Linked DNA regions of Mus musculus: regions 1 and 3 are each linked to region 2. The links are chromatin loops, found by intact Hi-C in ENCODE. Cell type or tissue: left cerebral cortex. All regions are shown on one strand. Links, peaks and the distances in the headings refer to the core of each region. The heading gives the core; the rest is flanking DNA. Region 1 overlaps Capn13 (calpain 13). Region 2 holds the start of Galnt14 (polypeptide N-acetylgalactosaminyltransferase 14). Region 3 overlaps Capn13 (calpain 13).

Evidence for each region. Peaks named below come from ENCODE experiments on the same cell type or tissue, not always from the same donor. Only the 100,000 strongest peaks of a DNase experiment are listed, where the experiment ranks them.
Region 1: it touches region 2 in a loop (3.0-fold over the local background); 4 of 42 quality-filtered maps call a loop at or near these places.
Region 3: it touches region 2 in a loop (8-fold over the local background); 7 of 42 quality-filtered maps call a loop at or near these places.

What each region holds. Positions count from the first base shown.
Region 1 is chr17:73,380,789-73,390,817 of GRCm38, reverse strand. It overlaps Capn13 (calpain 13), which reads left to right. Exons shown (of 23, transcript NM_001033444.2): 2 at 7,768-7,995. The coding sequence starts at 7,804. Among named protein-coding and RNA genes, the nearest start is that of Capn13, 13 kb to the left of the region's middle. In left cerebral cortex, for the core only: no CTCF peak of the experiment used is centred there; a DNase peak (open chromatin) is centred at 3,998.
Region 2 is chr17:73,704,268-73,714,296 of GRCm38, reverse strand. It overlaps Galnt14 (polypeptide N-acetylgalactosaminyltransferase 14), which reads left to right and starts at 3,846. Exons shown (of 15, transcript NM_027864.2): 1 at 3,846-4,366. The coding sequence starts at 4,238. It overlaps Gm52320 (a long non-coding RNA gene), which reads left to right and starts at 6,651. Exons shown (of 2, transcript XR_003952420.1): 1 at 6,651-10,029. In left cerebral cortex, for the core only: a CTCF peak has its summit at 4,185; DNase peaks (open chromatin) are centred at 3,887, 4,155, 4,568, 4,986 and 1 more place; H3K4me3 peaks cover 2,775 bases; H3K27ac peaks cover 2,006 bases.
Region 3 is chr17:73,297,753-73,307,781 of GRCm38, reverse strand. Capn13 (calpain 13) reads left to right here. Exons shown (of 23, transcript NM_001033444.2): 23 at 895-1,318. Among named protein-coding and RNA genes, the nearest start is that of E330032C10Rik, 52 kb to the right of the region's middle. In left cerebral cortex, for the core only: CTCF peaks have their summits at 4,370 (motif pointing left), 5,499 (motif pointing left) and 6,343 (motif pointing left); DNase peaks (open chromatin) are centred at 4,351, 5,484 and 6,327.

The DNA of each region.
Region 1 (10,029 bases), core at 2,135-6,134, 320 kb after region 2:
GGTTTGCTCTGGGTGTTTTTCCGCCAGAGAGTAGTTAAGTGCCTTATTTTCTCCACCCTGGTGACTAAATTATTCTCCGTGTGTTAAACAGTGTAATTAAACACACACACATGAGAGTGAGCGGGCTCCTTCCCCCCACCCTTCCTTGTTCCTTGTCAGCAGAGAGAGTGTCAGCCCCAGCCTTCAAGCTCTGTTAGTTTTAATTTGAGTTGTGGAATTAGTAATGGGTTTTGCTGTAACACTGTTGTGGGAAATAGATCGCTCCTTGTGCAGGGTTTGGGCACCATTTCAAATGAGTATTTGTTAAGGGGAAAGCCGTCCTTTGTCGTGTTCTGCAACATTACATCAGATTTATTTCCATTGTTCTGAAAAACACCAACCAGGAGAGGGCTATGCACATCACTCTTGGGCAAGCAACAATTGAACATGGCTTCCTGTTCCTGGCTGACTTGGAAAAAAATGTAAAGAACTCACCCTTTGTGGCTAGAATATTGCAAGTACTTCCTGTAGGCAGCTCTAGAACAGCCCAGGCACCTGTCACTGGGAAGCCTGAGGGAACAGCTTTCCTGAGCCTGTCATTGGCAGAAAATGACTGAGTGGGTTAGCGGTGGAAAATTGGATGCTGGAGGAACGTAATTGAATGGAGAGAGCCCAGCAGGGCAAAGTTGAGAGAGAACTGTGGGTGGCAAAGATTCGTCTGCATCCTTCCTCAGTCGTCCTCCTCTGCCTGATGAGTCCCTTGGAAGTTCTGTCATGTTCTTCCTTGTTCTGTGACATTTCACGTCATTAGCAGTCTTTTCCTTGGTGCTGTCCAATAAGGCAGCCACTAGTTGCACATAGATGGGCACAGTTAAATGCAATCTAAATGTAAATGAAATGAAATGGAATCAAATTAAAAGTCAGTCACTTGCCCGAAAGCAAGAGTTCAAGGGCCGCGTGTGACTAGCGATTCCTGTGTTGGGTGTGATTGTGTATTAGTCAGCATTCTCTAGGGTGACAAAAACCAAAGGAATGAATATATATTAAAATCAAGCTCATTAGACTGGCTTATGTGATAGTGATAGAGTAATCCAACAATGGCTGTCCCACAGCAGGCAGTCAAGAACCCAGTAGCTGCTCAGGGTCCAGAGATGGTCAACCTTCTGCTTTCCCAGAACAGGCGTGTTCTAGATTTGGGAACCAACCGGGATGCCAGGCTTGGGAACTTGACATTTCCATGCCCTTTCTCCTAGGAAACCCATTAAGATGCTAATCACGGTCTCTAGCTTCTTGCCTGCTTGGCTGGCCTGACTCCAGCCTGTATGACTTGTCTGTACAAGTTCAATAAAGTCTCCCCCTGCTCCAGGTCAAAAAGTCTGCCTGCAGGTGAAGTACTTGCCTTTCTAGACAAATTCCACTCTTTTTTTTTTTGGACACAACAGAGAGAGTAGCAATGGGCCATGTGAAATATAGCCTCCAGTGATAAATCCACACATCCAACACCCTAGGGGGCCAAGAGCACCTTACTATACCAGACCAGAGCCATTCCATCTAGAGCAACACATTAGTTTTGATCCATTTAACCAAGAAGTCAGATATACAAGCTTCTCAAAGTGCAATCTAGGGAAGAGAGAGCCTGCTCACTTTGCACGTGTACCGTTAGCCTTCGTATACGAAAACAGCTTTCTGAGCACCTGGGTCACACTTCATCCTCTTAGGCCTGAGGTCATTTAGAGCTTCGATTCTGTCAGCACTTGGGTGGATGTTCTTCTTGATATCCATTATTAAACATGATGAAAAAGTTACAAAGGCTCTTCCTTTAAATCTCAACACTGGTTTTTGGCAGCTGAGGTAAAAAAAAAAATTACAGTATAGGGATTCCTAGGTAGTCCAGCCTTGCTTATCTGCATCTCTGGGTCAGACTGTGAGCTGTGAATTCTGTTTACTGTGGTGCCTCTGTCTCACTGTGCGATATTGCATAGTGCACCCATATGGCAGTATGCACAGCCTGAACAAGCTAGGCTGCCGCTGCCTTACATGTGCAGAATAAGATGAGATTATTATCAAAATCCCAGTTGTCATTAAAAGACAGGAATGCACACACCTGCACATATGCACACCATACACACACATGCACATACAAACACATATATACACTCACACACACACACACACACACACACAAACATACCACTCTCTCACACATATACATACATGTACTTACATACACACGCATACCACACACACAACATTCACACACATAAATACACACATACCACAATATACACACACACATGTGCACACACAGATGCCCTCTTCTTTCATCATTATTTACTAAATGCTCAAAATGTCCCTTGAGTGTATTTCAGGTTTCTTCTTTCATGTGTTAGATTTGTTAAAGATGCCAGAGAGCTATAAAGATCCTTAAATCAGAAAAATGATAGTGTTAATTACAAATCAACTTTTAAAAAAGAAAGAAAACTCACACCATTTCTTTATATTAAATACCCACAACTGTTAACATTTGGCTCAGTTTATAAAAATCAAATTGATATTTTAATATGTTTGTGTAAATTAGAAGATGGATGTGTTCTTCAAATGACACTGAAAGAAGATAAAGCCACAACCTGGCTGAGGATACTTATGCCATATATACCCAATCAAAGATGCATATGCTGAGAAGATAAGGAAGTCCTAGGAATCAATGAGAAGGACAAGCCAGTGGATAAATGTGCATAGGATATGAATATTCATTTCTCAGGGGACAGAGTACAAATGGAGAAGAAATATATTGAAAAATGTTCAATCTTACCACTAATCAGGGAAACAAATTAAGACCACATGGAGTTGCTATATGCTCACACGAGACGGATACTAATGAGGGGCTTGTCAATACTCAGAATCACTGAAGGTATAGCACTGGAGGCTGGAAAATAACATAGCTGAATTAGACTGCATGTGTGCATATTCTACACCCAAAACTTCCACTCTGAGCGATCTAACCGGGAGACACTTAGGACAAGATAAGCTAAGCATATTTATAGCATAACGTTGCGTTAAAGCAAAGAGAAGAACTTCCATTGTCAATGGAGAGAGTGCGGTATACATTGTAGGTTAAGGTGAGGCGGGGAGGGAAATGAAGTACAATTATTTCTTAACTTATGGGATTAAGAAAGGAAGTGGATGGAGATCATATACGCTGTGTACAGAGTCTAATTTTAAGTACTTTAGGTACAACCTACACATAGCTGTTCGTATTTAAAGTACAAACATTGATGGAATTGACACATGTGATGTCCTCACCACACTCAAGGCGAGCATCAGTGTCACCCTCAAGAGCTGTAATGCATTCACGGTTACCTCTCCATTGATGTGTGACCTCCAAACATTTTCTGCCACAATCACATTAGTTAAATGCATGCATGCAATGTGCTCTCTTGCGCTGCTTTCCTTCACTCAACATGATGAGTTTGAGACTTAGCTATGTTGTTAGGTGTTATAACAAGTATATCTCCCATTAAAGAAACCTTACCATCTTTCCATCCATTCAAATGTTTGCATCCTCAGTACTGTTAGATGCGGCTTGGCCAATCCTTTTTATGCCCACTGACATTCATCCCTTATACCCCAAGGTCCTAATTAATATCCCTCAATAACTTCAGACCTGCAAACTTCTTAGATTATGTAATCAGTGCCGAGAGAGCTGTTGGATCAAACTGGAGTTAGCCAACTACTGCTGCCAACTGATCTAAGTTCCCTACCACCCCTATCCAGACTGATATGAAGGTAACCTAGCCCCTAGTACTCTTGTGTCTGGAGATGAAATCATAAGGAAGAAGTTAGTTATGAAAGACCATGGCCTTGTATAGCAAGGAATTGAGAACACAGAACTGGTCCTCTCTTCTAGCCTCCAGATGGAATCAAGACAATAAAATCTGTTGCTGGTGGGCCCAGTGTGTGACGTTTTGTGATACAGCCCAAGATGACTAAAACAGTCTCCCCCTCAGCAGAGGAGTGTAGAGAAGGTTGGCCTCTAGCCTGATTCATAGCTGTTAAGGTCAGCAGAAGGGAAGGCTTCGTGCCCACCCCCACATACACCTTCCTGAAGCCTGACTCATTGGCTTACACAATTTCTCAGTTTCTACTCATGCCACCATTGATCTTCCTCTCTTGTGCCATTTTTCTTGCTCCCAAGAGAGTCTCAACAGCCAGCCAAACTTGTCCCTGAGCATCAGGCAAGGTTTTCAGTCCTTGCACTTTTTTCTGTTTCTCAGAACAGTGGAGTTGAGTCTTCTCTTGTTTTGCTTCCTCTTTACAGTGTGGGGCAATTGGGGGAGAGAAGAAAGAAAAGAAACCCCAAAGTGACAAAGGAGAAATTTCAAAGGTTCTTTCTGGACATAATAGTAGACACGTCGTCAAGCTCTACAGACGAACAATTTGGAAAGGAGGAGATGCTCTAAGTGTGAAGCATGTGTGTGTGCGCACACGCATGTGTGTATACAAGGGTGCCTATGTGTTAGCTGAATGAACCTCCTTCTCTGTCCTTTCTGTTACCCACCAAGATTCTCCCCTAGAGACGGACATAAAGTCTTACCCTGACTGCAGTGCATTGACAACTGACACTGCCGGGAAAGGGAGAGTCAGTTTTCACAAAGGGTGTAGCCTCTGGTCAGTCAATCATGCAGCAGGTGATGGCCCTACCCAAGTGGGTGTGGGCAGCACACACTGGACTCAGCACAAAGGACAGAAAATGAGCATACAGAATTGAATGAGTAGGAGATAGAGGTGAATCTGGGAGAAGACAGGAGGGAGATATGATCAAAATAGAGTCTTTGAAACTCTCAAAGAAATAATAAAAATATTGTTTTAAATAAACGGGATTTAAAAGCCAGATCCTTTCCCAGAGTGTCCTATGTCCTCCAGCAGCAGATGTCCACCTGCCACTGTGACACTAGACAGCCCCAGCGAGGGAGCAAAGAGTGCAGAACAAATAGGAGAGGTGTGAACACCCTCCAACCTGCATTTGTCAGACCCCTGAGACCCGAGCCTGCCCTTGAGAACAAGCAAGTCCCTTGTCTTAGAAGATGTCAGGCCGCTACATAACCCATTCATGCTCAAATGATAATGGCCATTGTAGTAATAACGCTACCCATCGACTGCTTTCTGTTTACCACTAATGGTGTTACATATTCTATGAGCACAGTTTCTTCTGAGTCCCAGAATGACCCTGTTATGCATGTAGAAAAAAGTGGTCTCCATTTTACAAATCAGGACAGTGACTTTTAAATGGGCATGCCTAAAGTCTGGCCAACCCACTACCTAATAGTGGGCTTGGGGGCTCTCTAGAGTGAGCCAAGGGCTCATCGCCCACTTAGAAGATCTGCGAATGATTCGGACAGAGAAATGGAACTATATCCTTTAAACTTTAATTTTTACATGCAATTATGGGCTCCTTATTAACAATCCCATAATTGTGTTATTAAGGGTAACTACAGTGTGGTTTTTATAAGCTAAAATTAGGTCACTGCTAGACTCTCTCACACACTCCAATTCAGTGTTTGATGGAGAGGCAGGAGGCTGGGTAGTGCTGTGTTGGTTCCCTGGTCTCTGAGCACGCACACAGTTGGCAAACCCACAATTCCCTACCTCTTCATTATTGGGTGTCACTGCCATTCTCCTGAATTGACAAGCAATTTCTATCACTGTTTTTCTGCTCTTGAATGATAGCTTGCTCTTACCTCAGCTCTGGCAGTGTTATTTAATTTGTTGCGGGCTCTCTGTATAACCTCATTGCAGATGCGGAGGCATACAGAATATTTTGGTCTGTTTTTTTTTCTTCCCCAATAACTAAATTGAAGAAACACATATATCATGCTACTGAAAAAAAGCTCAAATTGCCTATATTTAACCATTATTTTAACCTCAGGTTAAACTATATGGCTCTGACTAGATTTAACTATTTTCAATCTGTAACAATGCTAGTTTTACAGAGCTCAGTCTAATAATGCCAATGTAAATTATTCCTATCTTACGTGGGAGAAAATTATAAGTACAATTTCCCTCCGAATGTGCTGGAACAATGACACTTAACTGGTGAGATTCTGCCTGAGAATTTGTGCTATCTCGGTAATTTGCCACATACCACTACCAAGTAACTGCAAGATAATTGCAAAGTTATTTTAAGTTTGCATATGTTTTTCTAGGATTCACAAGTCGTGGCTGTCAGTTCCCTTATAAGTTAGGTCTCTATGTTCTCTCATTCTCTTTCACTGGATTTCTTCACTGTGAAACAGTAGTGAATAGGAACTGTGGACATCAGGATCTTGTGTGCCAACCTGAGTAGACCTTGGTCAAAAAAGCTTCAACAGCAAAACTTTAAGACTTGCAAGAGCTAGTCATATCCCACTAATAAGGTGAATTTGTGACTGAATTGGAGGCCAGCTTCACAGATAGAGGGTGTGAGGTCTGTGTGGTGGGGTTGCATCAGTTATACCTGCATAGTTTGCTGGACAAGAACCCTAAACCTTTATTGACAATGTTTCAAGAAAGTTAGATAGCATTTAATGAACCCCTACTGTATACCAACTTCTTGGTTGGGCCAAATCTTATGTAATACCATTACAAACCCTATAAGTTTGGTACAATCAATCCATTTAGTTGGCAATCTAATAGATTGGTTCCTAGACACCGATGCTAGTTCAATATTGTACATCCAGGATGTAGCTGGCAAAACCCATGTGGCCATTCATGACACCACATCCCCTCTCCTCCTTGTCCAATTCATCATCTAATTGTCTAGGTTCTGCCTGTAAAACAGCCCTGGGCTTTGTCAACCCTCTACTGTCTTCTCCACTAATGCTCCAACACTATCTCTCCCAAGGACAGATGCAGTGGCCTCCAACCTCCTCCAGTCTGCATGAATTCTCACCTTCATCTGGCCACCTACTTTATCTACAGATGCTATCAGAATACAGCATATATGCCAACACACACACACACACATGCATGTACATTCTTGCAGGTGATTGTCAAAACCTCAAACAAAGAAAACAAATGAAAAAAAACCCATATTTTGACTTTTGCCAATCTACTTTTCTAGCTATTTCCCCCACTACTTAACTATTCCAGCCCCAACTAAACCCCACTAAACCTTCCAAATTACTTCCTACTCTCCTACACCCTATGACTTCACAAGCCAGTTTCTGGGGCCCGTGTGCACTTGCTACCTCGGGCAGCTACAACCACTTAAAAAATTACCCAACATTTCTGCTGCTGGTAAATTCTCCCTTCAAGGCCTGATTCAAATGTCACCACCTATGGGAATGTCCTCCCAGACTGTCAGGAGAGTTATACCCCCTCCTCCTTACAGCCACGGGCTTTGTACACAGTTTTAATTGAGCAGTGTCTGTTGAATGATGGCTGGTTGTTGAAATGTCTAATTCATCTTCCTCAGTTGGTAATGAGCCCCTCGGGATAAAGATCATGATGTATTTATCTTTGGATTGCCGACATTCAGAAGAGTGCATGGCACAAGGTCAGTGCTCAATAAATGTTCATTAAATGGACAAATACCCTCAGAGTCTCTGGTGCACATGAGAACACACGGAGAAGCTAATTCAGTTCACCAAGCTGAACACGAACAAGAAATACGGATATTAACTTTTACTTGAGGCTTGCCCACCCAGGGGCTCTATATGTCAGGAATAGCAGAGATCTTAGTCTCAGATCTGATAGAAGTGGGAGGCATCGCAATGTTCTGGCACTCATCATTTTCCTTTCTCTCAACAGAAAGAAAGGACTTCAGACATCTTTCTAGAGCTAGTCATGGCACATGATGCAGAGACCTCCGTGGTCAAGTTCAAGAATCAGGACTTCAGGACCTTACGGGATCATTGCCTGAGCAGGGGTCAGCTGTTTATAGATGATACATTCCCTGCTGCGGCATCTTCCATAGGCGAGAAGCTACTCAGGGGGAAGCACCTTTCGAAACTGGAGTGGAAACGACCAACTTCAAAGGTGAGTGAGCCCCATCTAGGGGCACAGAAAGCTCTGCAAATCTGGAGGCTGTCCACCATGGCATCTCCTTGAGAAAAGACAGTGGTCCAGCCTCATACCCAGCAGGAAAGAAAAGATAAGATTCATCTAATTTCTCTGCTGCAGTCTTAACATCCAGTCCAAGAAATGGGAGAGCTCTGTGCTCAGAGGCAGAGCCTGAACCATGGCTTCTAACGCAGTTCTGATACTGACTGCAGCTAGATTAAAACATCTCAATCCTATGACTGGGAAAATGGCATGTCATGGTTATGGAGGCTGTGCTGGTTGGTCTCTAGGGTCTCTCCGCCTCCTTAATTGAACCTATCTATCAGTCTGTCGCCCTTTATTCTCTTCAGGTGTCAGTGTCTTTATGTTCCTTTCTTCTTACCCACCAGAATTTACTCAAAAGGAATATATCATGTCAGTCATTTATACTACAGGATGAATTTAAATAATTGCTCTGTCTCTCTCTCTTATAATCACATTCTTAGTTTTATAAAAGGCTTGGTCATCCATAAAAGGACTTCAGACATCACAGAAACCTGTGACTTCAGGGTGGGTCATGCAAGGTGCCATTTGAATTGCCCTGACCTCCGCACCTCGGAAAATGGCTATTAACGCTACCTTGCAGCAAGGTGAGCCCTGCTGGCTTCTAGAACTATCTCAGTTCTGAAGCATGAAGCTCGGTAGGGAACATTGCAGTGGACTGAAGTTTCCCATGGTCTCCTTGGGACTCTTATAAGTGTAAAGGAGCTATAGGGCAAATGCTTTGGGGTGCCCGATGCTTCCTTCCCATGCCTCCAGAGCTGCAAGCCCAGCCCAAAACAAGAAACTAGTACAAAGGCTAGCAAGAACAGTTCTCAGGCACTGCTTATGTGCTGAGTACGGAACTAGGCATATTGAGTAGCACCAGACTGGGTTGTACAGATGGTGATTTCTGGTGACGCCCTGGAAAGCATGGAGTATCTGTCTTGTCCAAAACTATGCAAATAATAATTTTAGTTACACACATGGGAAAAAGAACTCAAAATACCAAGCTCTGAAGGGAAAAGCTCTTGACTTAGCTGGGATAGTCATATCTCTAGAGAAGAAAAGGGACAAGGGAAACTAGGTAGGGTTTCAATGCTAGTTCAAGAGAGCTGGGTGCATTAATAAGTCTTGTGTGGTTGGTCCCATTGGCCCTTTGCAGTAGGTCCTCAGTCATGGCTCTCGTCTTTTGTCTTTACCACCTAAGGAGGTGAAAAAGTCTATTTAAAGAAATTCTGTTTTTTTTTTAATTAGGTATTTTCCTCATTTACATTTCCAATGCTATCCCAAAAGTCCCCCATAACCTCCCCCGCACTCCCCTACCCACCCACTCCCACTTTTTGCCCTGGCATTCCCCTGTACTGGGGCATATAAAGTTTGCAAGTCCAATGGGCATCTCTTTCTAGTGATGGCCGACTAGGCCATCTTCTGATACATATGCAGCTAGAGTCAAGAGCTCCCGGGTACTGGTTAGTTCATAATGTTGTTCCACCTATAGGGTTGCAGATCCCTTTAGCTCCTTGGGTATTTTCTCTACCTCCTCCATTGGGGGCCCTGTGATCCATCCAATAGCTGACTGTGAGCATCCACTTATGTGTTTGCTAGGCCCCGGCGTAGTCTCACTAGAGACAGCTATATCAGGGTCCTATCAGCACAATCTTGCTAGTGTATGCAATGGTGTCAGCGTTTGGAGGCTGATTATGGGATGGATCCCTGGATATGGCAGTCTCTAGATGGTCTATCCTTTTGTCTCAGCTCCAAACTTTGCCTCTGTAACTCCTTCCATGGGTGTTTTGTTCCCAATTCTAAGAAGTGGCACTTTCCCTCCTCTGTTATTTTGAAAGATGAGATTCATTTAGAAAATATTTTTGTTTCCCTCACAAAGGTGCTGAGTAGTCTATGTGAGTCCTTATTTTTAGTGTTGAGACATTTATAACACTCCTGTTCAGAAAGGGCTGAGAGTGTCTAATTATCTAATTCCATCAGAAT
Region 2 (10,029 bases), core at 2,253-6,252:
ACTCATCAAAGATGAGAGGGAAAGCCACTGGCTCTATTTCTTTGACAAAGATGCACCAATGTGGCAGAAAGGGTGGGCATGGGCTTGCTAATAACCCATTCTCCTGCACCACTCAACCTAGATGATGCCATTGCTCACTGCAGACAGAGCCCTGGTAGGAGACCCAGGGCATGCGATTTTGACAGGCTTTATGATAGCAAGAAGAAACAAGAACTCAGAGGCAGAGGGGGCTGATGTATTATTTACAGCTAACACTTGAATAGGGTCCACTGCAGGGGTTAGTTCAAAGACTGTGCCTGGAGGGCTGTGGAATTAAGACAGACATCTTTGAATTCTCCCTATCACCTTTTCTTTTTCCTTTCTTTTCTTTTTTCTGCTGGGGAACCCTGCCAGCGCTGGAGCAGCATGCAAGCCTCTCATCTTACTGAGCTGCCATCTGCCTGGCCCCCTATTCACCTTTCCCCCTGGCCCAGAAGAGGCCTAGCTCCAGTAGGTCAAAATTGGTGAGGCTGACATCAGGGGCACCTCACAGGTGGCGGCAGGTCAGGTAGGTACGAAGATGGCAAGATACGCCTATAGCCACTCGTGTGCAAGAACACACACGCACACACCCCTGAACTCACTCACGGTGGGGAGGGAGGAGGGACTTGAGGAGTCTGATCCAAAGGGAACAAAGGCTGCTGCTTCTGCAGTGAGCCGAAGGACTGGTGACAGGCGGACAGCGAAGGGAAATGCAGGCAAAGTGTGAAAACCCACAGCAATTGCTGCCAGAGAGCATATGCATCGGACTTCACAGCTTCCTCCTGTTTCCAGCTTACATTTGCTCCATATGCTGCTTCACACAGCTTTCTGGGGGCCATAATGGGTTTTATTCCGTAGTTTTTATACTAACAGGAATGACTCACATCTGCTCCACTACCCAATTTGCTCTCTAATGTCTTCGCCTGTGAGGAGAGAACGGCTTATACAGAACTTCACAACGACAGTAGTGGCCACAGAGAGTCCAAATTTGGGGATAAAGAAAGGCTAGACCCTTAAATGCTTCAGCCCAGGGTTGGGGGTTGGGGGGGTTCTCTGTAAGAATGTCACACTACACAGGGGCAAATTGGACCTCAGAGATACGAACGGGCTGAAGAATTGTGACCAGGAGGTAGGCTCTATTTAGGTGGAATGAGACTCCTAATTCAGAGCAGATTTTTATTTTGTTTTGTTTTCTTACAAAATTGCTCAGAGATTTTTCTCCCTATCTTGGTTGTGATGAGAAAGAAGTAGTTTGGGTTAGTCACCAATGATATAGCTCATCTACCCTGTGGGGTCACCAGGGCTCTGTGCTGTTTAGGCTGATGTGTGTGTATGTGTGTGTTTTCTTGTGTGAGTGTATGTGCACAGGCATGTGAAGACCATAGGATAACCTTGGGTGCTTTTCTTCAGTATCATCCATCTTGTGTTTTTGAGACACAGTCTTTCACTGGCCTGGAATTTCTCAAGCAGACTAGGATAGCTGGCCAGTGAACTTGTATTGACTTACCCGTCTCTGCCTCCTCAGCGGTGGGTGTACAAGAATTCAGTTTCTTTCTTTAAGTGAGTCTAGGAATTAGACTCAGAACCTTGTGCTTGCAAAGCAACCACTGTACAGACTGAGTCATTGCCATGCCCCTAACTCCGTTATTAAAAGAACTTTGACTATCTGCCCAAGCTTGGAGAACTCTAAGATACACTGGAGTGAGACCTACCATGCTGGGACCTGCCTGGAGATTTTTTTTCTGGCTTCCAAAACTTAGAAGACTCACCTGTAGTGTCCTCCCATTTGTAATGGCACTTACTGGCCTAAAAGCCTAGACCAACATATTCTATAGTTGGGTCGGTTAATTGCACTTAGCAAAATCGGAGCCTTTAGAAATCTTTCAAGGCCCAGGGACTCTTCCCCATGTGAGAGGAGGACAAAATAGTGATTCAAGAGCAAGAGCTTTAGAAGAATATCTTTGTTCTTCCCAGTGTTACGTACTCTCCCGCGGAGCTGTTTCACCCCAGGGCCTTGGTTTCCCCGTATGCCAGTCTGAGTGAAGCAGGCGTGTGAGGCTGCACCATCTCAGGAGCTTGGCGGTGGTGTTGTGTAACTGTCTGCCATCTGTTACTCAGAAACAGCCCCACAAAGCGCTGAGCAATGGACTCCGCTGCTGCAGCTCCTGCCTGGCGCTCATCAGCGAGTCTACAGCTTGCTCGGGAGGTTCTCGGCAGAGCTGACACAGAACACTTTGCAGGCCCAGGACTGGGACTCTAGGGTGAGGCTCTTGGAAGAGATCCAGAGAGCTCAGAAAGCTGCGGGAGTAGGTGCTCTTGCCACTCGCCAATGCTCCTTGGACAGTTATTCACCGAGGCCTTTGCCTGCTTAAACAACATCTGGAGAGAGTGGACCCAACCTTTCAGAGGCTACGGGTCCAATAGAGACAAGTGTGAGATGCCAGCAGGGCTCTGGGGGCTGACAAGCCTTTTCTGGCTGATTGATTTCCAACCTCAAATTTCTTACCTACATCTCCGCTCCAGAGCCTTTGCCTTATGGCCGAAAGACAAGGTATCAAACACCGGAGCTGTTGGGGGGTGGGGGACACCTCTGTTTCTGAGCAAGTGTCTGGAGGGCTCCATGGCACTGGAGGAGGAATTCTGGAGAACTGACTGGTACCTTTCTCACCTGCAGTCGAGTGTGGGTGCTACCCCTATACTAAGCTCCAGTCTGTGAGTGAAGACAGCAGGGAGCATGCCGCTGGGCCACTCGGTGTCATTCTCACTTGGAGAAACTTGGAGCATCCCTGTAACTAAAACAAGGACTCCAGTGGCCAGGGCTCTGCAGACTTCGCAAAAACTTCCACCTTTTCTCTCTGAACTCTGAGGTAACGCAGCATTCACATCTGAAGATGAGGCACAGTCTTAAGACTTAAGGAAGGGAGAGGCTGACGCTGTGATTTGCCCTGTTGGTTGGGTAGGCTAGGCTAGAAACCACACCTCCCTATTCTAGAGATATGGTTAGAAATTCATCCAGCCCACCTGAGGCCTGTATGGAAACTGGAGTCAGAACTGTTCCTGTCTCTAAATCCAAGTGACTTTAGTCTGTAGCTGGAAGATGTATTCCTTAAAGGCAACTGGGAAAGGGATTTGGGGAGCTACTCCCACACACCCCAGGGCCACCTTTCACAAAACTTCCGGTGGTTGTGCTAACATTAGACCCTTTTTTTCTGGCAAGCCCCAGAAAAAGGGCTTATTTTTACAAGGAGAAAAAAAAAATCCTCAGGGATTTACTTTTGCCTTAATTTTTAAAAGGACATCTTTCGAGTTAAATTTAGACCAGCTCAGTTTTCCATTAAGAGAAAGTTGCCAGGCACCTACCTGCTCAAAGGCAAAGAATACCCTGGGGAGATGGCTGAACTCGACCTTGGCCCTGAAATGGTCAAGTCTGAACTTGAGACAACATCTGGGTCAACCAACCCTACTATCCCAGTGATGGCTCCCGGCTAGCGAACCCTCCTGTGAGCACCATGTGCAGAGCCCCGCAGCAAACAGAAACTCCTCCCCGGTAGTGCCTCACCTGGCGCGGGCTAGTCCTTAAGTATCAGCTTGCTTGATACAAGTCAGTATCCTATAACCGGTCCCCGCCCAACCCCTCCCAGCACAACCCTAGCCCAGGATGGTCCCAGAGCTGCATCCAAGGTCCCTCAACCGCAGGGTGCTCCACGGTCGGCGGGAGGCGGTAGCGCCCCCGCTCAGAGCCCGGTTCGCTCCCGCCCCGCTCTCCCTCGGAGTCAGTCTGTCTGTCGGGCCCGCCCTCCCTCCGCGCTCCCTCCTCCTCGTGCTCCTCCGGGGGTGCCGGGCACAGCCTCGGATTCCACCTTCCCGGCTGCTCGAGTCAGTTTCCCTCGCGGCAGCAGCGGGCAAAGGCAGCCGCGGCGCACAGCAGCATCGCAGCGGCCGCCGCGGCTCTCCGTTTGGAGCGGGCGCCGGGCTGAGCTGCCCCTCGTCCCTGCCCGGCCGCGTCTCTAGTCTCCGGCGCCCCTCGCCGCTCCGTTCCCGGCTGTGGCTTCTCTCCGAAGCGGGCGGGGCAGGATCCCGCCATCCAACATCGGGATCCCAGGAGCAGCGTTTCTCCTAGAGCGAGGCGCTCGGCAGACTCGTGCCCCGCCACCCCTGACCGCCGGGGGGTGCCCCAGGGACGCGTCGCCACCAAGAGAAGCAGGCAGAGGGGACCATGCGGCGGCTGACTCGCCGCTTGGCGCTGCCCATCTTTGGGGTGCTCTGGATCACCGTACTGCTGTTCTTCTGGGTCACCAAGAGGAAGTTGGAGGTGCCGCTGGGACCCGAAGTGCAGACCCCCAAGGTATGCCGTTTCGTGGCGCACAGGGCACAGGGCACCGGGCACTGGCAGGTGGAAGGGTGCGTGGTCCACGCACTGGGATTGAGGGTTCAAATGCAGGGGTGTCGAGGTGCTGCGATGGGGAACAGGCGCGGGATGCGGCCATGGGGAGGTGCTTGTGGAATTTAAGAAGCTTGGGGCGTCTCCATATCTTTGGCGTGTGTAAGTGGCAGTGGGCGTGGGTGGTGGGCGCGCGCTCGCAGACAGAGCCGGGCTCCCAACTTAACTAGCAGTCCGGTGGCCAAGGGGGCGCTGCGGACTAGCTACTTTGGGACTGGCGGTCGGTGGGTGCCGCTGGAGGGTCACTGGAGGTTGCTGGGTGAGCGATGCTGGCACCCATGAGAAGTCTGGTGGATTTGCGGACTCCTTCCCTTTGCTGCCAGGCCCCAGAGGAGGAGACGATGACCCGGGTGCTGTGCGCACGTGAACAGCACTAGCGACCCCCCTGGAGGCCTCCCAGCCTTCCCTACCCACCTGGCCTGGCCTGGTGCCACCGGCTCTGTGAACTGTTCCCCAGTTCATTTGCTGCGTTGGAAGTTGAATGCGCTCAGGACAGCACGGAGGAGCCCATAAGAACAGAAACCTTCCTACTGGCAGGGAGTTGTGGAAATGGGAATCCAAGTGGCTTTCCCAACTCTTGTCCAGTCGGTGCAGCCCAGAGGAGTGGAAGGTTCCCCCTACTGGCTCTCTCTTGAGATTCAGAGCCCCTGTCTTTCTTTTCCACAGCCTTGACCAGGGGAAACAGAGCGAGGCTTCTGGGGATTTGCTGGCAGCTAAGCAACCTTTATGAGCCCAGGGCAATCTCTAGGAGTGGGAAAAGACCTTGGAGGAGCCTGTAGTCGGAAAGAGGAAGACATGAACATCTCTGTGTTAAGTAGGAGTGGATCTCACCGATAAGTACAGTAGGGAGGGCCTACTGTGTGCTAAGTGCATAGTTGGTGTTTTCTTCATAAGGAGTTGTTTAATATTGTTCTTATTTCATAGATGGGGAAACAGGCCAAGAGTCTTTAATTAACTCGTCTTAGATCGTTCTGGGTTTGAACTCAGACCTCCACAGAATTTTCCCACTTGGATCCCAATAGACTCTTCTTTTAACCAAAGTACATTTTAAACCAAAGTTTTGGAATCTTGCCAATATTAGTTGATCGAAATAAGCATTTAGTTTAGCACCCATGGAGCTAGGCTCGGTGCCATTGGATGCAGAGATGCAGGATTTTCTCCTTGGTGGAGGGTGGTCTGCTCATCAGTGGTCCAGGACACGCAGGATTGATAGTCAAGTGGGGTCACTGCACTGGGTGTCATGGGAGCCCGGCCACTGCTGGAGGAGGTACAATAGGTGAGTTGAGAAGGATGGATCAGTGGCCCGTAGGCAGAGCACATTCCAAATAGAGAATAAGCCAGCTTTGAAGGAACAAGACAGCATGAAGCCTGTGGCGGTCAGAGGAATGAGACAGGGACAGTGTGTGTGTGGGTCTAGTCAGGAAGGACCATGGAAGCTGTGGGTGGTTAAGCAGGGTAGTGATGCGATCGATTGGTATGTCCATCAGGCAGCCTTTATAGTCCAGGATCTATTTCCTTAATGTTGCAGACCCTGACCACGAATCTGTAGGTGTTTTTCTTACTTTTCCCTAGGCGGTTCTGCTCTGTGTGATGCAGTTAATGATGCCTGCAGGGACATGAACTTTCTCTGTTTTGTGCTGAATCTCATTACCTCAAGCTGACTTATTCTTCGTTTTGCCCCAGGGATCTGGGGCAAGGGCTCTTTTTCCTTTGGGGCAGACTTTGTCTTTACTCCTCTCCTGCTCTTTATCCCGGTCTGTGCTCAACACAGAGTGACTGCTGGCAGCCAGGTACCAGGCACAGTGCTAGGCTTGAGTGCTGCTCTGAGGGGTCTGTCCTGTCAGTTTGGAGTGTGTGACACAAACTTTGGGGAGTTCCTTGCTGATGTAGGATCACAAGCAGACGATAGTCCCATATCAGGAATCTGTCTAAAACCGTGTTCCTGTCTCAACATTTCACTCACGCCGTATTTTGTATAGTTCTCCAAAGCCTCAATTATTCTATAGGTCTGGAAATCTTAACACATTTTACTACTAGGTGTACCCTTCCCCTATTTTTGGTTACTATTTTTCTAGATCCTATTTTTCACTAATATGTGTCTACCTATGTGTCTTGCGTAAATTTTAAAATATATTTATAGATGAGCATTCCCCCTGGATCTGTGTGTGTGTGTGTGTGTGTGTGTGTGTGTGTGTGTGTGTGTGTCTGAGGGTTACTATAGCTGTGATAAAATACCATGACAAAAAACAAGTTGGGGAGAGGAAGGTCTATTTATTGTACACTTTCGTATCAATGTTCGTCACCACAGGAAATCAGGACAGGAACTCAAACAGGGCAGGAACTTGGAGGCAGAAACTGATGCAGAGACCACGAAGGGGTGCTGCTTACTGGCTTGCTCTCCATAGCTTGCTTAGCCTGCTTTCGTATAGAACCCAGGAATAGCACCCACCCACAATGGATTGGACCCCTCCTCATTGTCTTAGTTTGGGTTTTACTGCTGTGAACAAACACAATGACATTTAATTGGGGACGGTTTGCAGGTTCAGAGGTTCAGTCCATCATCATCAAGGTGAGAGCGTGGCAGTGTCCAGGTAGGCATGGTGCAAGAGGAACTGATAGTTCTCCATCTTCATCTGAAGACCGCTAGGAGAAGACTGGCTTCCAGGCAGCTAGGGCAAGGGTCTTAAAGCCTATGCCCACAGTAAGGCACTTCCTCCAATAATGCCACACCTCCAAATAGGGTCCTTCCCTGATCCAAGCATAATTAAACCATCACACCCATCAACCACTAATTACAAAAATGCCCTACAGCCTTGTCTACAGCCCAGATAGCAACCTTATAGAGGCAGTGTCTCAATTAAGGTTCCTACCTCTCAAATGAGTTTAGTTTGTGTCAAGTTGACATCACAATGTGTATCTCAGGAAAGATGAAAGTGGAACAGTTTTATTTCCTGGGATTTGTATGAGCAGAAACTTTGTGTGACACAGAACACAAGTATTCTTAAGGAACACAGTAGTTCCCTCCAACTGGAGTGCAGGTTACAGTCACCTGGAGAGCTTGCTTGGCACAGAGATTTTTGGGTTTATTACAGAAGTTATGATTCTGTGGATTTGGGAGAAGGTCCTAGAGTTACTACTTCCACAAATGAGTCATGTGACTGTAAAACAGCCTTCGGGTAGATGGGGTAGAGAACCACCTGTGGAGAGTTCCAAGTGTGCGTGTGTGTGTGTGTGTGTGTGTGCAAGCATGTTTGGCTGTATGAGTGCAAGCACACATGTGCCATGTGGTACGTGAAAGTGTCAGCGAACGGTATTGGATGTGGTCCTTGCCTTCCATCCAGCCTGTACGGTGAAGAATGGATTGCTGTAGAGGACATACCCCTGAGGAAAAGGGTACAACCCAACGCTGGAAAAGTGGGTAGGCAGCAGCAAGGCTTGTCTGTTTACATCAGTGGTTCTCACCCTTCCTAACATTGTGACCCTTTAATAGTTTCTCCTGTTGTGGTGACCCCCGAACCATAAAATTATTTTCATTGCTACTTCATAACTAATAACATAGTGACATAGTAATTTTGCTACTGCTATGAATCATAATGTAAATATATGCTATGCAGGATATCTGGTATTTGGTCCCTATAAAAGGGTCATTTTGGCCTTGACACCCACAGGTTGAGAACTCCTGATTTAGATTCTTTTAACCTATCTGAGAAGCATTCTTTCCTCCTGGGTGTAGACAGGACCCTTTACGGAATGAAGGGCTTAGCTCTCCTATCAGACAAGGTAGGTCAGAGAGTTTCTTTATGGCCATCTTTAACATACAGCGTGTGTTAGATTAATCTTTTGAAGCTGTATGGCTTGCTTTGGGTCAAGGAATCCTGGTATTCTGTGGCTCGCCCTCGGAAAGAGAGATTTCAGGTTCTTTGCCTTACCCTCTGCAGAGAATGGGGATCAGGAGACAGGAGGAAGTGCTCATTAAGAGACTTTGTTTCAGAGACCTTCACTTTGTATTTGTGGGCTTTTTTTTTAAGTTCTATTTATTTATTTTATGTATGTAAGCTCACTGTTGCTATCTTCAGACACAATAGAAGAGGGCATTGTATTCCACTACAGATGGTTGTAAGCCACCAGGTGGTTGGTGGGAATTGAACTCAGGACCTCTGGAAAAGCAGTCAGTGCTCTTAACCATTGAGCCATCTCTCCAGCCCCTGGGGTATTTTTAAAGTCCCAATATCAGCATGGTGCTGATGGGCAGCTTATTTCTAAAGCAAGAACAGTGGTTTTCCTTCCTATGCATCTTCAGAGAAATTGAGAATGGTGTAGCTCTGGGACAGGGCTCCTGTGCTGGGGACTGCACAGCTATTAGACTCTGTCTTGTCATAGGCTCTCAGGTCCTTGTTCTCCTTTCCTCAGTGTGCTATGGATTGTCCCCATCCCCCTAGTCCTCACAGCAGGCCTGATGTAACCCTCTGCTCAGTGTGTCACCATCTGAGTGATGAGGACAAGGACAAGATTGGCTGCAGTCCTGGTTAAGTAAAGTATTGGATTTTTTTTTTTTCTTCTTAGTTTCATGAGGGGATGGTTCTAGGAGTTGGGTTGATAACTCAGTAAAGGGCTGGCCTACTCGCTGCTCAAGCATGAGGATAGGGACCTAATGAGTTGCTAGGGAGCTGCTGGGGACATAGAGGAGATGGTGACTGTGGTGTGAGAAATTTTGCTGCCTAGCAGCGCCACCTGGGCTACCCTCTTTCCTTCAGGCTCCATCATAGGTGCTTTTGTGATCTCAGCTCTAATGAGGTAGGGATGGGATTTCTTACCAGATCGGCGAGTCCTAGGCTAGTGAAAGATTTTGTCTCCAAGAACAAGGTTGGGATTGGAGAGATGGCTCTCGTGGTGAAGACGTGCCTGCTGCACAAGCAAGTGGATCTGGGTTTAACTCCTCAGCTTTTACGAAAGAAAAGGGAAAAGAAGGCAGTTGTGGCCATGTGCGTATGTGATCCTAGATGTGAGGAGGGAGACACACGCAAGTCCTGGAGCTCTCCCTGTGGGGGGAGGGGGCAGTCTAGCCAAACTCCTGAGCTCAGGCTTCAGCAATGGAGCCCATCTCCAAAGCTAAGGTGAAGTGGGATTGAGGAAGACACCTGGTAGCTACTTTTTGACCTCCACATGCATGCACATACTCACATGCACACACCCACATAAATACGTACAATCTCTCTCTCTCTCTCTCTCTCTCTCCCTCTCTCTCTCTCACACACACACACATACACACACACACACACACACACTCCACACACACCTCTCCTATAAAAAAAGAAAACAAATGAAATACCAGAAAACAAGGTGGATACCTCCTGAGAAATGACCCTTGAGGCTGACCTAGGACTCCACCTCATGCACACACGAGTGCACATAAACACACACGGGCACATAAGAAAAGCTCGCTCTATTAACTGCTCAAGTGAAGATTTCTTTAAACTTGGTTTTTTCATGTTGATTCGATTTTAATACTGGCTCTCTAGCCCCTGATTATTCATCATGTCTCTAACTTCTAATCGAAAACCATGTGA
Region 3 (10,029 bases), core at 3,992-7,991, 410 kb after region 2:
GAAATTAAATATTGATTTAACAAAAAGTGTGGCCTAAATATATTAGAAGGATGAAGAGAGAGACGATAGAGATATAAAAGTGGGCAAGGAACACCCAGCCCTGTCGTCCATCACAGAAATCGATGGGCTTTTAAAATTGGCAAGTGAGGGAGCTGCTGCCTAAGTTTGCAGTTTAGAAATGTGGGCTGAAGCTTCCAGAGCAATTCTGAGGAAATCTGGGGACAGGAAGGATGTAGCAATCTGCCCCTTTTCCTTCATGGCTTGTAGCAATGATTGAGTTTTCAAATTATATGTATAAGATTGAATTCTTACTAGAAAATCAATACAACGGGTAGAAAACAATCCTGAAAGTAAAATATTTAGGACTTGAAAGAAGGGGAGAGCAACTGGGAAGGAAAGCCAGGGACCCTAACACCCATGGGCAAGGACATGTTATATTTGCAGGAGAGATGTCTATGCAAGGTTGTCACTTAATCTGAGCCACACACACTTGAGACAACAGCAGACTGAAGCATGCAGAGGGCAGAGGGCAGAGGGGTCCATCTGGTTTGTCCACAGGAGGACAAAACAGGGGCTGACTCCATGACACTTTTGACTGCTGCAGGCACACACAGGGCTATTATTTTGGGTGAGCTGTGGTTTGAATTCCAGCTGCAGGCAGAGTGGCGCAAATGGGGTAGTGTCTTTTGTGGATCTTGAGGATAAAGCCATTCCCATCTACTGGGAGGGGGGTACCTTCTGAGGGGACCAGTCACGCTCACAGTGGGAAATTCCCAGGCCTATTATCTGTTCCACATAGTAGGAATGGGGTTGGGCCTCCATGCTCACTTGAAGACAGGAACAAACTTTGCTCTCCCTGGGCCCTTTGCTATGAGATTCTGTGTCTTTCTCTAGGACATGTTCCCAGTGGTCACTCGAGGAAACGGCTGTCCCCATGGAGCTGTGCCAACCCCTACGGTCTGCAGCTAAACCTGGTATTTGAAATGGAGTCAAAGATGCCTTCGAAGAGCCTAGACTGAGGTCCTGGCTGAGGCAGGCTCCGATCAACCCTAGGTCATCAGAGCACGTGCTGATATCAGCAGGCACTTGCAGGAAAACAAAACAGGAAACGTTCACTCCTGCTGACATTCCATCCCCTTCCCACACTCTCCCTGGATCCATTTCTTGGGAAAACCAGTCTGATCCAGTTTATGCACCCCCCAGGTGGTGTTGCTGACCCAGGAATGGTCTACTCAGTGCCATTTGCCAAATAACCACATTCTTTTGTAGCTGCAGCAGAGTTGTTTCACAGCTAAATGGCCAAATAAAATTTATTTCTACGAAAAATTCTTGGTGTGAAAGACCCTTGGATCTGGTTTTAAAAGTACAACTGGGGATGGGAATGCTATGCCAAAAAGTAGGCACCTGCTCCTCCTCCTCCTCCCCCTCCCCCTCCCCCTCCCCTCCCCTCCCCCTCCCCCTCCCCCTCTCCCTCTCCCTCTCCCTCTCACTCTCCCTCTCCCTCTCCCTCCCCTCCTCTTCCTCCTTCTCCTCGTTCACCACGTGGTCCTTGGGTATCTCAAAATGATCGTTTAGAATCATGGTCATTTCAAAAGCTCACCAGGCCAGACCCTGCTATGGAGGTTGTGCAGCCTAAGAGCTCAACACTGGAAGCATTTCCCAGGAAGGGATTGTACTGGCTGGTTTCCTCATCTGTGTGATGGAATTCCCCCATACAAAAACTTCAGAGAAGAAAGGTTTATTCCGACTTACTGCATGATGCGATTTTAGTCCGCTGTGGCGGCAAAGGGCTGGCAGTGCCCAGGGAGCATACGGTACGGGCTCCTCACATTGTAGTGGGCTAGGATGCTGAAACAGTAGGACCAGAACCAGGCACCAGGCTATAGAGCCTTCAAATCCCACTTCTAGAGACCTAGACTCCTTATGAACTGGGTCCCCAGCTCCTAAAGGTTCCACAGCCTCCTAAACAGCGCCACCTGCTGGAGAACAGCTATTCATTCTACAAGCTACAAGAGCTTGAGGGATTCAAACCGCAAATGTCTGTGTGTGGAAAGGACAGGAAGATGAAAATCTTCCGACCGTGATTTTGTGAGAAACCCTCACTAGAAAATGGACAGCACTGGCAGGATTGGTCATGCAAGAACAAGGTCACCATTTGGAAGTGACCACATTCACTACACAGACAGCAAACATAGCCATATTACAGGGCGTTGCTCTTGGTCATTTCCCATCCACCGTCATGAAATTTAGAATAAAATAGCTAATGGGCTGGATTGTTCCGTTACATACGATCTTCTGCATGCAAAAATATCGGGGCCGCCCGTGCTCTGTTACAAGAGCAGCTCCAGAAGACCTGAACCAGCCGTTCTGAAGAGCTCAGAGGTGATCCTCTGAATATCTACGTAGAAACTCTAGCACACCTGCTCCCTTGGCTGCCTCAGCCACATGTGACCCTGATCCCCTTCTGGGTTGGCCTGGGTTGGTCATAGGGTCAACAGAGAGCAGCCCTGGGGCTGGCCAGACTTCTTTTTCATTTACTAGACTGCTGTCCACAGCAATTCAGACCAGGATCCTCCCTCCACCTCTGTGGTTGCCTTCTGTGAATACTACACACATCCCGTGAACCTGGAAAAACTGAGAAACAAGCAGGTCTTCATTCCTATTTTGGGGAGGAGCAAAGCCGGAGGAGTCCACCCCCAACCACTGCATATGCGTTTACGGATGCTTTCTGGGACTCAGTTTCCCCCACAAGACCTCCTCTTGTGCCTTCTAAGCTCCACACAAGCACATATCGATGGTGAGCTGCAATTGTATCTGTAATTCTCTCTCGGAAAAGCCATTTTCAGACTTCCAGCCCCTGCCAGATAGGAAAGAATAGAGAGGGGGTGTAAAATGAGCCTGGTGCCAAGAGATAGTCATCTGCACGGGTGGAAAAAGAAGATGGAGAGAAGAAAGGAAAGATGGGGGATGGAAAGACCTGGGAAGGGGACTTCAGAAAAAAAAAAAAAAAAAGGTAGGCAAGGAGCAATATAAGAAAAGCCAGGAGAGAGAGGACGAAATAGAGACCAAAGAGGAGTGTGGGGGAAGACGACCAGCATGCATAGAAGCTGGTAGGGATGTTGGAGATAAAGCTCGCCCACGCCCCACAGGAAATGCATATCTGGTAGAAAGAAAGGTGGTCACCGGAGTTAACTCTCACAACCTCCGAAGCCGAGGCTCCCACATCCTGTTGTGAATAAAAACTCACCTGGAATAACTTGTCTTAGAAAACAAAACAGAACAACACCGACAACAATAAAAATCTTCAGAGATTCTGAACGGGCGAATTCGAACCTAAACTTGGGAATTTGAATTTTTTTAAAGCTCCCTGGGGAATGGACATGCTCCTTGACTGACGCATCACGTATCACTGTTCTTCAACTCCACTGAATCGGGGCATCTCTCTGCCCAGCCACGACAGCCAAAAGGAGTAAAAAGGTCTGTCGACTTCAAGCATAAGGCTTGCTCTATCAGAGGCCCCTCCCTCCACGCCCTCGAGACCCTGGCTCCCTCCCCGGGAGCTCCAAGGCCCCTTCCCACCAGTTCTGCTCATTTTCCCTCTTCCTTCTGGCTAGAGAACTAATGTCCTGGTTGATTTTCTTGCCCTAAACAAGCTAATTAAGCAATAATCCTAACAGAATCCATCACTCTGACAAGGTTGTTGATTAATGGTCCCCCAGCCAAGCCCAAAGTGCTTGATATCCCAGCAGAGCGGTCAATAATCACTGCGGCAGTGGCATGCGGCTGCGGCAGTGTGAGTCTGGCCACATCTGAAGACGACGAATGCTGAATGGGTAATGGGGCTCTATTTTGCAGCCTGATAGAAGGCAGAGGAGGAAAAGAAGGCTGGTTCTCGGACGTGCACAGGCTGGAGTCTCTAGCCACAGGCAGCGGTGCCCATCCTTTTGACGCTGGGGCATGCCATCATCATCTGCAAATGGGTTTGGATACATTGGTTGTTCTCCCACATGCTGCATATGGGACATACCTAGAACTCTGTATCCTTCGATCTGAAACCACAAAATGTCCTCAGAGAACAACTCCGAGTAACTCTGGGCCACCGAAGAACTGCCTGCGTGCAAAGTTGGCGAACACATGGATGCTTCTTTGGTTTTGCGGCTGTGTTGACTCCATAGCTGCTGGGTTATAAGGTGCGACAAGAGAAACAATACTGCCTTTGGGAAGTAGATTTCAGTCCAGGCTGATATACCTATCCATTTTCTGCACCCAGAACATTATTGCAATTCCCTAAGAAGACATAACTTTCTTCAGTGTTGGGAGAATGGTCCTGGATTAAGCAGAATGTGGTGAAATACTGCCCCCTGGTGGTCATAGTTGCTGCTTCAACTCTTCTACCTTCTAAGGTTCCTGGGCCAGCAAGTGTCCAGTGGTCTTTATGAGGACCGTAACCTGGGTATCATCCGAGTTGCCACAGCCAAATATACAACCCTGTGTCCTTCCTAACGTTTCCTTCACTGCCATCTCACGGTTGTCCCAAAGAGGGGGCTAGAATGCTGCAGCTGTCCACTTCTGGGTGGCTCCTGTATGACACACAGAACCATCATCTTCCCACAAAACTATAGGCTCATGCTTTAGAGCAGAAGGCACTGAAGCAGGAGGAGAAAATACACACATTCAGACAACTTGGTGTAACTTGCTTGCACCCGCAGGACCCTCTTGGGCCTGATCATGAATGTATATACCACTTCCACTTGATAATAGATTATTTGTGGACCTGTCCCCATAATCTTTGAATCCACTGTCCCTTTTATGCCCCCAGAAAGAGTCTTGGAAAAGAGCTCTTGACCAAAGAGAGGAAAATCGCCTGCTCCCGACCTATGCTGCCCCTGAGACACACACTGTTTGGGTCTATCACATGCCATGGTATCTTATGTCTATATATGTTTCCAGCTCAGGGCAGCAACAAAGATCAGAGCATACACTGATTGCTCTGTGAATGGTAAGAGCAGAGTTGATGGAGCACAGTGGAAAACAAGGAACATGGTGGCTTAGACAGCCTTAACCCAGAACCACCCAGCCTAAGGCTCAGGTCTGCTCTGCCTCTATTGGGCGATGTCCTAGGGGGAAGGCTTTCTCTGTCTGGGCCCCTTCTCCGAAAAGTAAGACTGATACAAGGACCTCTAAGGTCTATTCTATACATCAGGGTTGGGGAACAAGTTCCTAAGAGTCTAAGCAGCAACTAGCACGGAAGGCAGCATTTAATCACCATGAAAAAGACCCACTGGTTCACTAACAGCCCTAGCGACTCACACTGTCCGGGGCAGTATGCGGGACCGCGCTCTCTCCACACAGCATGGGAGCAGATGCGTCTCTCTCTACCTTGGATGTTTATCGGCATGAAAATGAACAACCTCTTCCACCTACCTGGAGTTAGCCATCATCCCTGGACAGATGCTGGTGAGACAGTGACACCTAGTGGCGAACCTACCAATAACTGTCCAGCCCCACAGCGGGCCCTGCAGGCAAAGAGCCTGCCAGAAGTCTGCTCCGGGCTGTGGTTAACCAAGAGCAGTAACTCACAATGTGAGCATTGGAGGCTGAAGTGGGTCCCTTAAAGTTATGCCTCAGTCTGGCCCTAATTAGTTTCTTCAATTAGTTTGACATGGCCCTTGAAGCCTTCACTTGTTCCCCAAGTCTAATACGGAGTTCTTACCAGATAGGAGTAGCCCAAAGCCCAATAAAGGAATCCTGGATTTCACCTATGTCATTTCTGTCCGCCCCCATCCCCGTATGGCTGTGTAACAGATCAGGCCACTGACTCAGATACTGCATGCAAAGACTTCAGTTCACCCCCAAATGCCATTGTCTGCAGAGGGAAAACAGTAGACACTCGTGGGATAAGGTTTTCCCTAGACGGCAGCAGAGGTCTGTACAGGAGTAACCCGTCCGACACCCCGCCCCCCACCCGGAAGGAAGTGGTAATTGGCTCAGACTGAGGATACAAATTCTAGAGTCGCCATAGCCTCTGATGGTGCGTGGCCACTTTCTCTTATGAAATCATGTTTAGCACCAACCTTCTAAAGGTGAGAGCTGGAGTACTGCCATTTCAAAACACCTGCTATGTCACACCCACAACTTAAATAGGGAAAGCTAACTCACATGCACATGCAATTACCAAGAATAAAAGGCAGTTATTTTCTTTAAAGGATTGACGTTGGGGCCCAGGAGGCTTCCTGCTGGGTACTGGAGACACTCACTGGAGATGGGACCTGGAACTCCCTTGTGCTGTTGGCTACGACACTAAGCCTTGAGATGCCTCGCTATCTCCATCTAGTGGTGATGATGAACATTACACCAGTGGGGAAAGGAGACACAAGCCAAGAATTTCAAAGTCGGCGGGCACTGAAGATTTTGAGTTGAGAGGCAATGCTTGGCTCTGTGTTTTGTATGTCTCTAGTGAATTATAAGTCTTTGAAGTAAAGATTACCATCCATTCTAACACTGGGAAAATAACACTAAAAGCTAAGAGAAGTAACTTGAGATGAGCATGCAATTAGTAATTGCTGAGCTGGTATTTAAACTGATATATGTGTGGATCTGGAGTGTATTTCCACACCCAGCCAGCAGTACCTCTGCCTATAAAGTATTTGGGGCAGTAACTTTTTAAAAATTCTTGAACAACTGATGAGTGAGTTTTATTTCATCCCTTCCGGTCCTTCCAGCTCAGGCTCTCTCTCTCTATCTCTCTCTCTCTCTCTCTCTATCCCTATCTCTATCTCTATCTCTATCTCTATCTCTATCTCTATCTCTATCTCTATCTCTATCTCTATCTCTATCTCTATCTCTATCTCTCTCTGGAAAGACAGACCATGAGGCAGTTATCCTATGGGGGCAACGGCACTGAAAACAGACTCACTGGGGGACTTTGTGAAGGCTATCCTGGGCCTGCTCCAGACAGTCTTGTGATAGACCTGGAGTGCTGGTGGAAGCCTGGACACCCTCTGAAGTCACTGCTGTTCCCCGGGGGAAGATCATTGTCCCTAGCTTAGAAGTGGCAGTGAAGCATTGCCTAGTGATTGCAGGAGGGGAAGATGTCAGGCACCTCACAGGAAAACCAAAAGTGACGCCTGGTGTCGGCAGAGGAAATCTAATAGTGGCTGAAGTCCTGCTTCATGAGTTGTAGTAATGCCTCTAACAAACGCAAACTGGTTGCTGTTTGTCAGGCTGCTGGACGAGAGAACTGGGCTTTGAGACCCCCCCCCCCCCGGCCTCTGTCTGGCAGCCCCATCTGGCATACTTTAAAGATGGGAGGTTCTTCAGAGTTGAGCATCTCACTTGGGGATGAGGGATGCCAGCTGCTGAACACAGCTGTGGTGCAATGGGAATTATGTTATGGTCTCTGGTTCCTAAGCCCCCTTCCTGGCCTTAAACCACAATTATCAGCTCAGGAAACAGGGCTGTGCCCAAAGCCATGAGCTAAGAGGGTAAAACATAGATGGTTGCTTCAGAGCTACACTCTTTCCACTGGTCTACACAAACACTTATGGGGAAAGTCTAGGCTGGCTGCCCACAGTCCAGTCTACACAGGCTGAGCCATTGTGGACTGGAATGGCTGGACAACATACAGGGAGGCGGAGCTTGACCAGAATAAGCCAGAAATGCCCTAAAGGAGCAAGAACGGATGTTTACCTTATACCCTGAGTCTTTGGGGTACCTAGAGATGAGGGAGAAATAGCCTAGGAGAAGGTCTGGATACACCTTCCTGTGGTGCAGATATCTGATTTCATGGTAATCGACGCATGTTAATGTTCTGATGTCTGATATCTGAGTCAGTCACTATAGGAATGTCTCCAGCCCCAACCTATCTGGTCACTCCATTCAGCAGGCAACTCACACTCTCTGTGAGAAAGCCCATGAGTGTGAGTTAACAGGAAACCACTTACTACAAAAGAAAGCCAATGTAGGTTTATCTGCAAACCCCACAGGTGGAAGCTCCACTCAGCAGCTGGCCCGTACCCGTCATGGTGGACCCTCCTCAAGAAGCCACAAGGCTGGGTATAAAATCCTGAAGATCCAGGCTAGAATCCCAGCCACCTCCTCCCGTGTGACCTTCATCTTAACTTCTGGTCCCCAGCTGTTCGCCTCTGTAAGTAGATGCTAAAAGATACAATCTCTTGTGTCGTGACTTTAATGCCCAGGGTAACCTGCAACAGAATCTGTGGACTTTGGGGGATAATGAGGTGCCAATGTTGGCGCATCTGTTGCATCAAAAGGGCCATCCTGGTAGGAGATATTGAAGTTCAGGCAGGCTGGGAGCAGGTAAAAACAAAAGGAAGTCTACACTCTCTGCTTAATTTTGTTGTGACCCTAAAACCTCCTAGGGAAAAGGTAGTCTTTTAAAGTGTACATCTAGTGGACATCTTAAGGTTAATATGAGAACGACATAAGATGATGTTGTCAAAAGGCCTCATCTGATCTTGGTGACACTGTGGGACCCACAGTAGCGGAATGATGGGTTATCGTCCTCTCATGAGCACAAATGCTTCCACAGCAAGGGGAGATGGCCAGCTCCGTCATATCACCTCCCACAGGAAGCCTCTGGGGTGGGAATGGGTATAAGAACCAAGGAGCAGAGACGGTGACTGCCTGAAAGAGGCCTTCCCTTCATCCCTGGATCCCTGCGTCCCTGTTACAGTTCCTTCTGGGTACTGCTCAGCAAAGCATCAAGAGAAAGGGCTGGTGTCTGGAGACTTAAATATCAGTTCTGACTTCATGTTTAAATATATGTATGGGCTTTGTCATCATCTCTGTTGCCTCAGTATACTGAGAATCCCTGGAAAGGATTTCTTCATTCTGTCAATACATTTCCAGGGCCCCAAGTATGAGCCAGGCGACATCTAAGACTTATTTCTCTTGCAACAACCTACATATGGTTTTTAAAAATGACATGGCAGTGCACTGGAAGAAAAGAAAATAGAAAAGGCACGCTGCGCAGAGCTGCAAGCATAGACACCTCCATCATCTCCTGCCCACCCTGGAGCTGGTGTGCTCTTCCCTCCCTTGCCTCTCGAACCTGCACTGTTGTGGGAGCTATGAATGTGAGTCTTTTGGACCACATTTGGATTGCATGGAGGACTGCAGGGCTATGGTCTTGCCCTCAGTGTCTGTTCACCGCTGATCCATCTCCAGTCTCTGCAAAGAGGTCAACATGAAGCCAGGGCAGGCGTGGATGCTTCCTGGACAACAAATCTTAGTTTTGCTCATGTCTTCCTCTCTGGCCTCACCTGTCTTTCCTGGGAGATGCCCTTAGCCCAGATCCTGTAGAGCAGAGGTTCTCAGCCTTCCTAGAGCTGAGACCCTTTAATACAGTTAGGTCGTGGTGACCACCAGTCATAACATTATTTTTGATGCCAATTCACAATTGTAATTTTGCTACTATGAAGCATGATGTAAATATCATGTTTTCCCTGGTCTTAGGTGACCAACCCTGTGAAAGGGTCACTCACAGGGGTAGTGACCCACTGGTTGGGAATCACTGTTGTAGAGGGATCCAGAGATTCTTCAGGGGAGCCATAACATAGAGGGACAAGTGTTGGCTTTTTGGTTTAGCTATGTTATTGGCTTCTTATGCCTGGAACCCCTATTCCACCCTAATCCCTTCCAACCCCCAACACTAGGACGGAGAGAACGAAGGTTAGAAAGGAAAGGGGACATAGAGCTCTTTAGACTACCTCCTGCTGATTAGGGGCATCAGGTTCCTAGAGACAAATCCAATCTTCATCGGCAGAATATCCAGGAAGCCAGCAATCCAGCAAATGCAACAGGAGGAATGAGCAGCAGCTGGGGTGGGGGGCGGGGGGGGCGGGGGTGCGGGGGGGGGGGAGCAACGGGACCAGCGTGGGGGGGGGGTGAGGAGCAGCGGGACCTGCGGGGGGTGGGGCACAGCAGCAGCGGGACCAGCGCGGGGCGGGGGGTGGGGGGGAGCCAGAAAGGGAGCAACAGCCGGACCAGGGGGTGGCAGCGGGACCA